Linked DNA regions of Homo sapiens: all the other regions are linked to region 1. Evidence: chromatin contacts called from ENCODE Hi-C or POLR2A ChIA-PET data. All regions are on one chromosome and are shown on one strand. Each heading gives the region's core, a stretch centred on a gene start or an enhancer-like site at or near the end of the contact. The rest is flanking DNA. Distances are from core to core; before and after follow the strand shown. Region 1 holds the start of MTRFR (mitochondrial translation release factor in rescue). Region 2 holds the start of CLIP1 (CAP-Gly domain containing linker protein 1). Region 3 has its middle 32 kb from the start of CLIP1.

The links. A loop is a pair of places that touch in the nucleus more often than their neighbours do. ChIA-PET counts read pairs that join two places held with the same protein, here RNA polymerase II (POLR2A). Pooled maps may share reads with other maps.
Region 2: a loop to region 1 is called in a map with no recorded cell type, with 7 times the contacts of the local background. The contact joins the promoter of CLIP1 here to the promoter of MTRFR in region 1. A Hi-C loop is called at or near these places in 3 of 37 single-sample maps with no recorded cell type and 3 of 50 pooled maps.
Region 3: a pooled map shows a loop between it and region 1 (5-fold over the local background). The contact joins the enhancer-like site here to the promoter of MTRFR in region 1. A Hi-C loop is called at or near these places in 2 of 50 pooled maps. POLR2A ChIA-PET finds 5 or more read pairs at or near these places in 2 of 52 experiments (T-cell and naive thymus-derived CD4-positive, alpha-beta T cell).

The regions. Positions count from the first base shown.
Region 1 is chr12:123,231,346-123,235,335 of GRCh38, reverse strand. It overlaps MTRFR (mitochondrial translation release factor in rescue), which reads right to left and starts at 1,900. Exons shown (of 3, transcript NM_152269.5): 1 at 1,805-1,900. It overlaps MPHOSPH9 (M-phase phosphoprotein 9), which reads left to right and starts at 2,195. Exons shown (of 24, transcript NM_022782.4): 1 at 2,195-2,261. RefSeq lists an enhancer at 2,183-2,422.
Region 2 is chr12:122,421,007-122,424,996 of GRCh38, reverse strand. It overlaps CLIP1 (CAP-Gly domain containing linker protein 1), which reads left to right and starts at 2,328. Exons shown (of 26, transcript NM_001247997.2): 1 at 2,328-2,476. RefSeq lists an enhancer at 1,053-1,152 and silencers at 2,262-2,611, 2,632-3,031.
Region 3 is chr12:122,452,414-122,456,403 of GRCh38, reverse strand. No RefSeq gene overlaps it. Among named protein-coding and RNA genes, the nearest start is that of CLIP1, 32 kb to the right of the region's middle. Within about 2 kb of position 2,348, at least 7 of the 41 ENCODE cell types and tissues checked have a DNase peak (open chromatin) inside an H3K27ac peak, as active enhancers do.

The sequences.
Region 1 (3,990 bases), core at 651-3,150:
AGGCCTTCCTGCCAAGGATTGCGAGCTCTGTGGCCAACAGACCTGCGTTCAATGTCTCAATGCCACAATTTACTTACTGGGTAACTTTGGCTCTAATTCCTCATCTGTAGAATGGAGATACTACTACCTAGAGTGCGAACAAAATCATACATGTTGCCATAAATGTAAAGTACTTAGTGGTCACTAAATGGGAGCATGTCAGATCTCTCAACTACAAGGCTGAGGAACTTTGGAATGACACACCACATACACTGTTGTCTTATGACACAAACCCAGTCTGGGAACTGATTATTTCATCGGCCTTTGTTTTAGAGCTTAGGGTGAAAAGGCATCTACAACAGTGGCTTGTAAATTATTTTACTTGGTATGGTCCAATTTAAGAAGTACTTGATAAGCCATGACATTACTGAAAACATGTTATTTGGTGGGATCATAATTCTGGTCTGTGAAATCAGGTACTAAGGAGATCACTGTGATGCCAAAAATATAGCCTGACTTCCCAGCAGGTTCACACTGAAAGATAAAACCATCTTCAATGAAGTAAGTCCTGGTTTAAACATAAAATATCTTTTGGAATTATGTAATATAATTTAAAAAATCATGAAAGATAGGATAACATCAAATTTACCCTTTGAAAATTGCCAGGCGTGGTGGCTCATGCCTGTAATCCCAGCACTTTGGGTGGCCGAGGCAGGAGGATGACCTGAGGTCAGGAATTCGAGACCAGCCTGGCCAATATGGCAAAACCCCGTCTCTACTAAAAATACAAAAAATTAGCCGGATGTGGTGGCGGGCACCGGTATTCCCGGCTACTCGGGAGGCTGAAGCAGAAGAATCACTTGAACCCGGGAGGCAGAGGTTAAAGTGAGCCGAGATCGCGCCACTGCCCTCCAGCCTGGGTGACAGAGAGAGACCTTGTCCCCCCTACCCCCCTCCCCCACAAAAATAAAAAAAGTAAAAAAAAATTGGTAGGTATACTTAGGAAGCTCCAATGAGATGTAACGCCTCCTGGCAGATCTGTTATTCCAAGGGCAGATCCATTTCCTGGGTTGTGGAGGCCTAAGTGATAGTGCCAGGGAAGTCCCTTTACTGTGAGCCAGAACTCCTGGAGGTAAATCGAGTAGCTGGAAAGACCTTAAAGGTTAACTATGCTGAAGAATGTGGCCTGCACAGTGCGCATGAAATGGGCTGGGGTCCCACGGGGAGGAGAGCGAGTTCCCTTTGGTCCTTCAAAAGTAGGGCTGGGTGGCTTGCGCCTGTGATCCCAGCACTTTGGGAGGCCGAGGAAGGAGGATCGCTTGAGGCCAGGAGTTCGAGATCAGCTTGGGCAACACAGTGAGACCCCCCCACCCCACGTCTATTAAAAAAAAAACGAGTATCTCCGCAAAAGCCTAGCAAGGGCAGTGCTGACCTCTACTACGTGCCAGGCCTGAAACAGCACCTGATGCGTGCTCACAGCTCCATTCCGCTCAGTTTTGTACATGAGGATCCTTCCGTTTCGCCTTGGGCCTCCGTGGAACCGTTATCTCCAGGACGGTAGTCTCTCCTCTCCCCTGCCCTGAGTGCCTGAACAGCCCCAGGGCCGACCCACAGCACCTAGCGTAAACCAGGTCCCGAGAAAACTGAGCTCGGGTGTCACGGCCGGCCCCACCCCACCGCCAGCGCGGCCTCAGGTAAACTGGCTGCGCCACTCGGGGTCGCAAGTCGGGAAAAACCCAGGCGTCCCGGCTCGCAGTCCTCTCTCCGGAGCCTTTGACAGTCGTCGGCAGCCGTAGGGTTACCTGGCTTCTCCGCAGATGCTTACCTGGTCTCAGGACCCGACTCGTGCCCTCAACGTTCTAGGGATATCCAAATCACCTCAGCGGAGGATTCGCAATCGCGATCCCTGATCTGCGCACGCGCCGTACTCCGATCGCGGTTTCTCTTATCTACCAGAGGCTCATGTTTACTCACTGCGCATGCGAGAAACTGAAGCTTCTTTCCCTCGTGGCAGCGGCTGGCTCCCAGAGAGCCAATCAGAGAAGAGAGTTTCACAGCAATCCCGCCCCCTTGTCACTCCCCCGGGGTTGGATGTCTCTCTTTGGTTGGAGCTGCGCGAGGGGGAACGGCGAGGTGGACGCGCGCGCCATGCGAGGCTGTCTCCGCCTCCTTCCGGGCAGCCAATCACTGGAGAGACGCCGGGCGCGCGCGCGCTCCCTCGGGTAACGGTCGCGAGAGGCCGCTTGCATGACCCTGACATCGGCAGCGGGAGCGGCGGCCAGGTAAGCGGCCACCAGCCTGCAGGGAGCTGTAGGCCGCTGGGGACAGGAGACGAGACTTAGGAGACACTGTCTTAGCGGCCCCTTGAGTGTGGTGATGGGCTGGGGTGTGGGGTGACGGCTGCCGATTGGCCTGACCCCCTCGGAGCCCTTCGGCGTGTGGGAGCTCTGCCCGGCCGCGGTGCGCCTTTTCTAGACTCGGCGCCCTTGAGTGACACTCGCGCGGCCCAATCGCAGATCGCTCTTCCTGAGGGGCGGGGGGTTTGTGGGGTTTTTTTAATTTTTCCCCCCATTTTTTGCCAAGGTGCCCCGGTTTCCTTTTGGAATCGCGGTTGTAGTTGCAGGAGCGGTGGCTTTTCTCCGTCCTCCCTGCTTTCCGTAGCTTAGGCGACTGCATAGATTCTCCCTCTCCTTCCCACTTTGACCCGATAGCCGCCACCAGCCATTGCGGGCTGACTGTGAGCTCAGAATGTCGGGATCTGGCCTCATCCCCATCTGAAATCTCTTCCTCTCCCCCAAGCCTCCCGTCAAGGCGGAGCGCCCAGTTAACTTTCATGTTTCATAACCATCAATCGTTCCTTTTCCCCAGCTCCCTTTTTTTGCTAGGGGGTAGGGACACCAAAAGCGTCATATCTTGTTGCTGGGAAATATAAAAGCTCTGCTCTTATATTCATTCTGTATCAAGTTAAAAAAATTTTTTTTTGCATTGTATTTGTGGGTGTTTAAGGATTTTTCCCTCTTACTTCCCTGCCCTCCCCCCAGCACCTCCACCCCAAATGGAGAAGCATCTTTGAATTTCTAGTGGTTTTCCATCTGGATCTGCATCCGGATCCGGATTACCTTAGCAGGGGAAATAATAGATGGGGTTGCAGGTTCATCTCCCTGGAGAGCTTGTGTTTTCCTGGTGTAATAGCATGGTGATTGGAATCCAGGTATTTCTGTTGCCAGTTGGAAGGGGCAGTCCTTGACTGTTTCAATGCCCCATTTGTCGTGGGTGATGGGCTGAGCCACTGGGGAAAAGTCCATTTAGTTAGGTCCGGTTACCCTTTGCATTCACTCCTGTCCCTGAAGGAAATGGTCCCTGTTTTTGTGTAATGCTTTATAAAAGCAGGCCCTAGAAAGTGGGAATCTAGCAGAAGCGGAATACTAGATAATATTCCTGTTGCACTCTCTAAGCTTTTCAGTTTGTAAGCAGCTGAAGTTTTCTTTCTTTCTCCTTTTTCCTCTTGCTCCCTTGCTCTTTTATAAGTGCATGAATTCCCCAGGAAGGAGGCATCTTGTTTGACCTGTTACAGCCAATTTGCCATGGTATATATCCAGCTTCACTGAAATTTTAGTTGGCCTGGCAAATAATTTTTTTATTTTTATTTTTATTTTTTAAGAGATGGGGTCTTGGTCTGTTGCCCAAGCTGGAGTGCAGTGGCAGGATCATAGCTCACTGCAGTCTTGAACTCCTGGGCTGAAGTGATCCTCCCACCTCAGCCTCCAGAGTAGCTGGGACATGCTCCCAGTAGCTGCAGGCAGGCTCCAGTGTGCCCAGTGGTTTATTTTCTAAGAATAGCTGCACAGAGACAAAAGACCATATATATAGTTCAAAATGTACTTCCAGACAATGGGGAAGCTATGGTTGTTAACAGTTTAATTGGCTCTTTTTAATACAAATTAAATATTAAGTAGTTCAGTTCTTCTTGTCTCTGTATAAGTCAACAAACATATATACTTGGTAGAATTT
Region 2 (3,990 bases), core at 1,079-3,578, 810 kb after region 1:
GCAATTCTTCTGCCTCAGCCTCTCTAGTAGCTGGGATTACAGGCATGCGCCACCATGCCCGGCTAATTTTTGTATTTTTAGTAGATACGGGGTTTCACTATATTGGCCAGGCTGGTCTCGAGCTCCTGACCTCGTGATCAGCCCGCTGTGCCCGGCTGATATATTTTTTAAAAAATAAAAATTAATGGCCGGGCACGGTGGCTCACGTCTGTAATCCCAGCACTTTGGGAGCCCAAAGCAGGCGGATCACGAGGTCAGGAGATCGAGACCATCCTGGCTAACACGGTGAAACCCTGTCTGTACTAAAAAAATACAAAAAATTAGCCGGGCGTGGTGGCGGGCACCTGTAGTCCCAGCTACTCGGGAGGCTGAGGCAGGAGAATGGCGTGAACCCGGGAGGCAGAGCTTGCGGTGAGCCGAGATCGCACCACTGCACTCCAGCCTGGGCGACAGAGTGAGACTCCATCTCAAAAAAAAAAAAAAAAAAAAAAATTAACGCCAAGACTCCATGATGAACAAAATGATATAATTATAAATAAATAAGCAAATGATGAACATGACAATGACATAGAATAACCCATGAGAACAAGCAAATATACACACACACACACACACACATATATATACATATATATATACATGTGTATATATATATATATTTTTTGAGACAGAGTCTCCCTCCGGCACCCAGGCTGGAGTGTAGTGGCTTGAACTCTGGTCACAGCAACCTCCGCCTCCCGGGTTCAAACAATTCTCGTGTCTCAGCCTCCCGAGTAGCTGGGACTACAGGCATGCACCACCATGCCCAGTTAATTTTTGTATTTTTTGTTAGAGACGGGGTTTCACCATGTTGGCCAAGCTGGTCTTGAACTCCTGTCTGCAGGTGATCCACCCACCTGGGTCTCTCAAAGTGCTAGAATTACAGGCGTGAGCCACCACACCCAGCCCCAAAACAATATTTTTAATAAAGACAGGCTCAGCCTACTGAGTAGAGAAGAAAAGACAAGCCCATAAGTGTTCCTAGCTGAACTCCCCCATTAGAAGTGGTCTGTGCCTCATCCTATGACATCTATGATTCCACAGCTTGCTGATTACAGCTGAAGACTGTTTAGATTAGGGGGTGAGGCGCGCCTTTCAGATTAGGAATATGGATATGGGATTTCAGGAGTACCACCACCACCTGACCTTGCAGCCTGTAAATTAGGGCGATGTTGAATTAGGTAACAGCATTTCGAGGGATTTCAGACATGAATGGAGAGGAGGGGCCAGGAGACAAATTTACATAGTTCAGAACTTCGTGCATTACCAGAGCAGTTCCCTCTTCCTGCTGGTCCAGGCAGCACGGTGCTTTGAATAAAGGTCAGCTAGAGGGGTCACCCGCCGATTATTCTCTTCTACTGGCAAGGAGGAGGAAGCCCCTGCCCCCTTATCCACCACAAAATCCTGGGCTTCCCCGACAGCTGCAAATTCCTCCCTGGAGATGTAAGGCTTCTGGGGTTGCCATGGTCCATGGGAGTGAAATGCTGGCCGCCCTCTGCTACCCCAGCCCCGAGCAGGCTGTTGCAGCCTTCCCTCCTGTCCCTTTCAAAAGCTTTTAAAGGAAATCCCAGGGGGGAAGGAGGATGGGACACTAACCAGGGCTTCCGTCCAAGCAGCCAGGGCGAATAAAAGGGGCTTTTCTCAAACGAACGGAGCAAACCCTGGGATCGTTTCAAAGGATTTTTAACCCGCGGTCGTTCCCGGAGGGAAGTGGGGAGCAGATACAGTTCTTCCCAAGCTTAACCTGCTCTACAGTTCCTTTCAGCATTTTCTCCAGGGACGCCTCATCCAGGGTCTTTCCCTGGAGGGAGGCGAGGGCAGAGATGATCCTTCCCAATCCCCAACTTAACCTGCTTCGGAAGCGCCTTGCAGCCTGTTTCAAAGGATTTCTCACCCTTGTCTGGCGGGAAGGGGAGGGCAAACAAATGAATCAGCCCCAAAGAGCGGGCTGAGGTCGAGGCTGAATGGGGCTCTTGGGTGTGACTTGCAAATTCTGGGAACACTTTGCAGAAATGACGAGAAGCCCCTCGGAGCAGGCCTGTGGGTTTTCCCTCGCACCTTGCTCCCCAAGCCGGGGCTCGGGAGGGTTCGAGGGCGGAGCGGCGGGCGCGCCGGGGCCAGGGTCCTCCCGGGGCCGCGGTGGGCGCAGACAAAGAGGCGGCGGGGCGGCGCGGGGCCGGGCGCGGGCCGCAGGGCCGGTGCGGACTCGAGGGGCCGGGCCGGCCGGGCCGGCCGGGCGGGCGCGGCGGCGGAGCGCTGGGAGGAGCCGCGCGGCGTCTTCTCCTGGCAGCGCGCGCCCGCCCGGCCCCGCGGCGGCGGCGGCGCGTCACGCTCTCCCCCGCCCCGAGCCGACGAGCCGGGAGGCGGGAGGCGGCGGCCGCGGCGGCTGCTGCTGCTGCAGTGGGACAGGTGGCGGCGACCGGCGGCGTCCGAGGAGGTGAGCAGGGGGCGGCGCGGGCCCTCTCCCTTTCCCGGCACCCCCTGCTCCCCTGCCGGCTTCCCGGCCTGCGGGGCCCGCCCAGGGTCGGGTCGGGGGTCGAAGCCCGGCGTCCGGGAGCGGGGCCGAGCCTCGCGCGCCGGAGCCGTCCGGGAGGGGACCGCGGGAGTCTCGGGTGGCCGGCGCCGGAGGCCGGGGGTCCCTGGGGGGCTCCTCCGGAGCTGGAAAAGTGGCGGCCCTGTCAGCGCCGAGCCGGGCCTTCGCTTCCTCCGCCCGCCTCAAGATGGAGCTTGGACTCCTTGCCCCTGCGCCGCCCCAGGCGCCGCTCTCTCCCTGGCGCCCCGCTCCCTCTCCTGGGCCCCGGGGCGGATGTGGGATCGGCCGGACCCCGGGAGGCCGAAGCCGGGCGGGACCTGTTGCCCCGGGCGCCGCGCCTGTCACCTGAGCATTCCTCAGGCCCCGGGTGCCCGGCGCCCGCGATCCGGCATGGAGGGCACCCTGGCCCGGCCTCCCCCGCTGCCCCGGCTTTTGTTTTCCTCTCAAGTGGGGCTGTGATTCTCGGAGACCGGGGAAGGCTGGAGGTGGCCAGATCGCTCTCGGGTTTCCGAAATCACACCGCTGCCCGGTAATCCGAACCTTCTACCGCGGCAGGGGATTGGCGCGGAAGGCAGATGACACTTGTTCAGAGGTTATTTTACAAGCAGAACCTAGCGATTGCCCGAATTGGAAGGTCCTGCCTTTCAAAAATCGGGTTTTGATTCGGGGGTGAATCCTGAATCCGGCTGTTTCTCCACTTCATGTGGCTTTTCCATCTGGCAGGAGCCGAGCGCCACCCCCTCCTCCCTGCACAGCCCCACCTCTTTGGTATGAAGAAATTACACGTTGTCCGTCATCGGTTTAGATACCTGTTTTTAGCAAAACTTGGGCGCCAGTGAACTGTTTTTTAAAACAAAGGGTGGAGAAGATTCTGTAATTGTGTGTGTGTGATTCAGCAGCCTGGCCTTCTTCCTCTTTTAGGACAGTGGCCCCTAGCAGCTCTATAAGTATTAAGTGCTGTGGCCACTGCTGTCATTAGGGTTATGATTCTGGCTGTTCTTATTATTTGATTTGTGTCACTACTGTTAGCGATGGTATCCACGAATCAGGAGAGTATCCCAGAGTCAGGAATGTGTTTGTTTGACTTTTAGATTTAATGATAACCTTTAGCAAGAATCCCCAGGCATGTCGCTTCTCAGACTTGGGGCCTTTTTTTCTCTGTAAATTATAACAATGAACATTTATTGAAGGCATCTTGTGGCCAGGCTCTGGGCTAGCTTTTTATGTGTTTTATTTCATTTAATCAACCCTAACCCAGTGAGCGTGCTGTCGTCATGTGCATTCGGCAGGAGGGTCATAGAAAGGTCAAGTAACTTGACCAGGGTTATACAGCTAAGCACCTGAAGTCAGAATACCTTTTACCAGCATGTGAACTCAGGTATTCTGACTTCAGGTGCTTAGTTATTCGATTAGTATAG
Region 3 (3,990 bases), core at 1,099-3,598, 780 kb after region 1:
ACTGGGGGTTCCACAATTCAACTATGACACAAATGACGTGAGCTTAGAGCAGACCCCACAGGCTTAGTATCACAAGACTTCCCCCCATTTCGGTTGCCAATCTCAAGTAGTGGGTCCCTAGTTTACTCAGACTTCTGTCTGACTTGACTACAAATCGAGGCTCCCATGACCCCTTTTCTAGGTCCAATAATTTGCTATGATGGCTTACAAAACTCAAGGAAACATTTTCAGTTACTAGTTTATTATAGAGAATGTGATAGAGGATATACCTGGCCAGCCAGATGAACAGGTACATAGGGCAAGGTGCAGAAGCGTCTGAATACAGGAGCTTCTGTCCCCGGGGAGCAGGGGTGCGCCACACCCCCAGCATGTGGGCGTTTACTAGCCTGCAAGTTCAGAGATTTTTATGGAGATTTTCTTTCTTTCTTTCTTTCTTTCTTGAGACGGAGTCTCGCTCTTTCGCCCAGGCTGGAGTGCAGTGGCACGATCTCGGCTCACTGCAAGCTCTGTCTCCCAGGTTCACACCATTCTCCTGCCTCAGCCTCCCAAGAAGCTGGGACTACAGGCGCCCGCCACCACGCCTGGCTAATTTTTTGTATTTTTTTTTAAGTAGAGACGGGGTTTATCCATGTTAGCCAGGATGGTCTCGATCTCCTGACCTCGTGATCCGCCCGCCTCGGCCTCCCAAAGTTCTGGGATTACAGGCGTGAGCCACTGCGCCCGGCCTTTCCTTCTTTCTTTTTCTTTTCTTTTTTCTTTCTTTTTTTTTTTTTTTTTGAGACGGAGTCTCGCTGTGTCACCCAGGCTGGAGTGCAGTCTCGGCTCACTGCGAGCTCCGCCTTCTGGGTTCACGCCATTCTCCTGCCTCAGCCTCCTGGGAGTAGCTGGGACTACAGGCGCCCACCACCACACCAGGCTAATTTCTTTGTATTTTTAGTAGAGATGGGGTTTCACCATGTTAGCCAGGATGGTCTTGATCTCCTGACCCGGTGATCCGCCTGCCTTGGCCTCCCAAAGTGCTGGGATTACAGGCGTGAGCCACTGCGCCCAGCCTTTTTTTTTTTTTTTTTTTTTTTTTTTTTGAGACAGCATCTTGCTCTGTCACTACTCAGGCTGGAGTGCAGAGGCATGATCACGACTCACTGCAGCCTCAACTTCCAGAGGCTTAAGTGATCCTCCTGCCTCAGCCTCCCAAAGTGCTAGGTTTACAGACTGAGTCCCCACACTCTGCCTTTATGGAGACTTCTTCATGCAGGCGTGATCCATTATTAACTTAATCTCCAGCCCTTTCCCCTCACCCAGAAGACGGAGGGTGAGGCTGAAAGTTTCAGGATGCTAATCATGGTTTGGTCATTCTGGTGACCAGCCCCCATCCTGAAGCTATCCAAGAGCCCACCAAGTTTGGCTTCATTAGAACAATAGGTCTTCCTGTCACCCAGAAAATTCCAAAGGATTAGGCGCTCGTATTAGGAGACAGGGTCAAAGACCAAATGGTAGAACGAAAGATGCTCCTAACATTTTTTGCTTTAGAAACTGCAAAGGTTTTAGGAGCTCTGGCCAGAAGCCAGGGGCAACAAAGATCAAAATGTATATTTCTATTTTTTTTTTTTTTTGACACAGAGTCTCGCTCTGTCACCCAGGCTGGAGGGCAGTGGTGCGATCTTGGCTCACTGCAGCCTCCGCCTCGCGGGTTCAAGTGATTCTCCTTCTCAGCTTCCCGAGTAGCTGGAATTACAGGCATGTGCCACCATGCCCAGCTAACTTTTGTATTTTTAGTAGAGACGGCGTTTCACTGTGTTGGCCAGGCTGCTCTCAAACTCCTGGCCGAAAGTGATCTGCCCACTTTGGCCTTCTAAAGTGCTGGGATTACAGGCGTGAGCCACCATGCCCGGCCTATTTCTTATTATGTCACAATATCACATCCTATCAGCAGGAGGGAGAAAAGAAAGATAAATGTTTGCCCTCTCCCTTTAAGAAAACTGCCTGGACTGGACACTGTAGCTCACCCCTGTAATCGTAACTACTCGAAGGCTGAGGCCGGAGGATCGCTTGAGCCCAGGAGTTCAAGTTTGCAGTGAACTGTAATCATGCCACTATACTCTAGCCTGGGCAACAGAGCAAGCCTCCATCTCTTACACACACACACACACACACACACACACACACACACACTTCCAAGAGGTTGCATGGGCTACTTCAGCTTGGCCAGAACTTATTTTCATGGCCATCCCTAATAACACAGGAAGTTAGGAAATGTCTTCATTCTGGATGTCACATGGCAGGAAGAATCAGATACAGGAAGAGGGTAGAATGGCTTTGAGGGGGGCGGGACTTCTGGTAGTCTCTGCTTCAGTCTTTGAAAATGGAAGCACAGTAGTGAATGTTATAGTTGACTGTGCAATACTCACTTTACCCTGATCATGGTATATTCAGGGTGGACAGACCTGGGCCCATCTGGGCCCACCTGGGCCAAGGAGATGCATGCCAGAGGGTGCGTGTGTGCGTGCACGTGTGTGTGTGCATGCACACGCACACTTAGAAAACCATAGGAAAGGCCAGGAGCAGTGGCTCACACCTGTAATCCCAGCACTTTGGGAGGCCGAGGCAGGCGGATCACCTGAGTTCAGGAGTTCGAGACCAGCCCGGCCTAAAGGGCGAAACCCCGTCTCTACTAAACATACAAAATTAGCCAGGTGTGGTGGCGCAGGCCTGTAGTCCCAGCTACTAGGGAGGCTGAAGTAGGAGAATCGCCTGAACCTGGGAGGCAGAGGTGGCAGTGAGCCAAGATTGCACCACTGCACTCCAGCCTGGGGAGACAGAGTGAGACTCTGTCTCAAAAAAAAAAAAAAAAAAAAAAAGCAAAAGCAAAAGCAAAAGCAAAGCAAACCACAAGAAAGCATGAATAGGAAATTGTCAGGCCTCTGAGCCCAAACTAAGCCATCATATCTCCTGTGCTGCACGAATACATCCAGATGGCCTGAAGCAACTGAAGATCCACAAAAGAAGTGAAAATAGCCTTAACTGATGACATTCCACCACTGTGATTTGTTTCTGCCCCACCCTAACTGATCAATGTACTTTATAATCTCCCCCACCCTTAAGAAGGTTCTTTGTAATTCTCCCCACCCTTGAGAATGTACTTTGTGAGATCCACCCCCTGCCTGCAAAACATTGCTCCTAACTCCACCGCCTATCCCAAAACCTAAAGGAACTAGTGGTAATCACGCCACCCTTTGCTGACTCTCTTTTCGGACTCAGCCCGCCTGCACCCAGGTGAAATAAACAGCCTTGCTGCACACACAAACCCTGTTTGGTGGTCTCCTCACACAACGCATGAGACAGAAATGTATCATATATCATATCCATTGCTCTGGCAACCATCTTACCTTAGGATGGTTGAATGAAGGATGAAGCCACCTCCGCAAATGGCAGAGAAAGAGAAGAAAAGATTTTGGGTGCTTGAGAAATTTAGCGGCTTGAGCCACTACATCAACCAGCCCTGAAGCTGAACCGTGTTGCAAACGTCCTGTTTTGTGAGCTAATGAGTCTCCTTATTGTCTCCGCTAGTCTGAGTTAGACCAGCTGCTGAAATCGTGATAACTGATGTAAACTCTAATAAAATGTAAGGTAATTTTTGACCAGCAGAGCATAAACCTCAACATCTGACTGGTCCCAGCAGATTTAGGCACCCTTATCTCCTTTTAGCTTTAGGAATTTCATTTGGGATTCAAATGGCTTTATCTGACAGGAACATATGCATAGCTGTTTCCAGGTAGGCTCTGATGGCCTGTATTTGATGGAGTAAGATTGGTTTTACATTTAAGAAAGGTTAAAGTAGAGGGGAACAGGCATTCTCATACATTATTGGTGGGGATATAAATTGGCTCACTCTTTTTTGGGAGGGTAATTTTTTTAAAAATGTAAATGTACATATTTTAGATTCAGTGGTTCTAATCTAAGCATTAATCCTACAACTATGTTTGTAAAAGC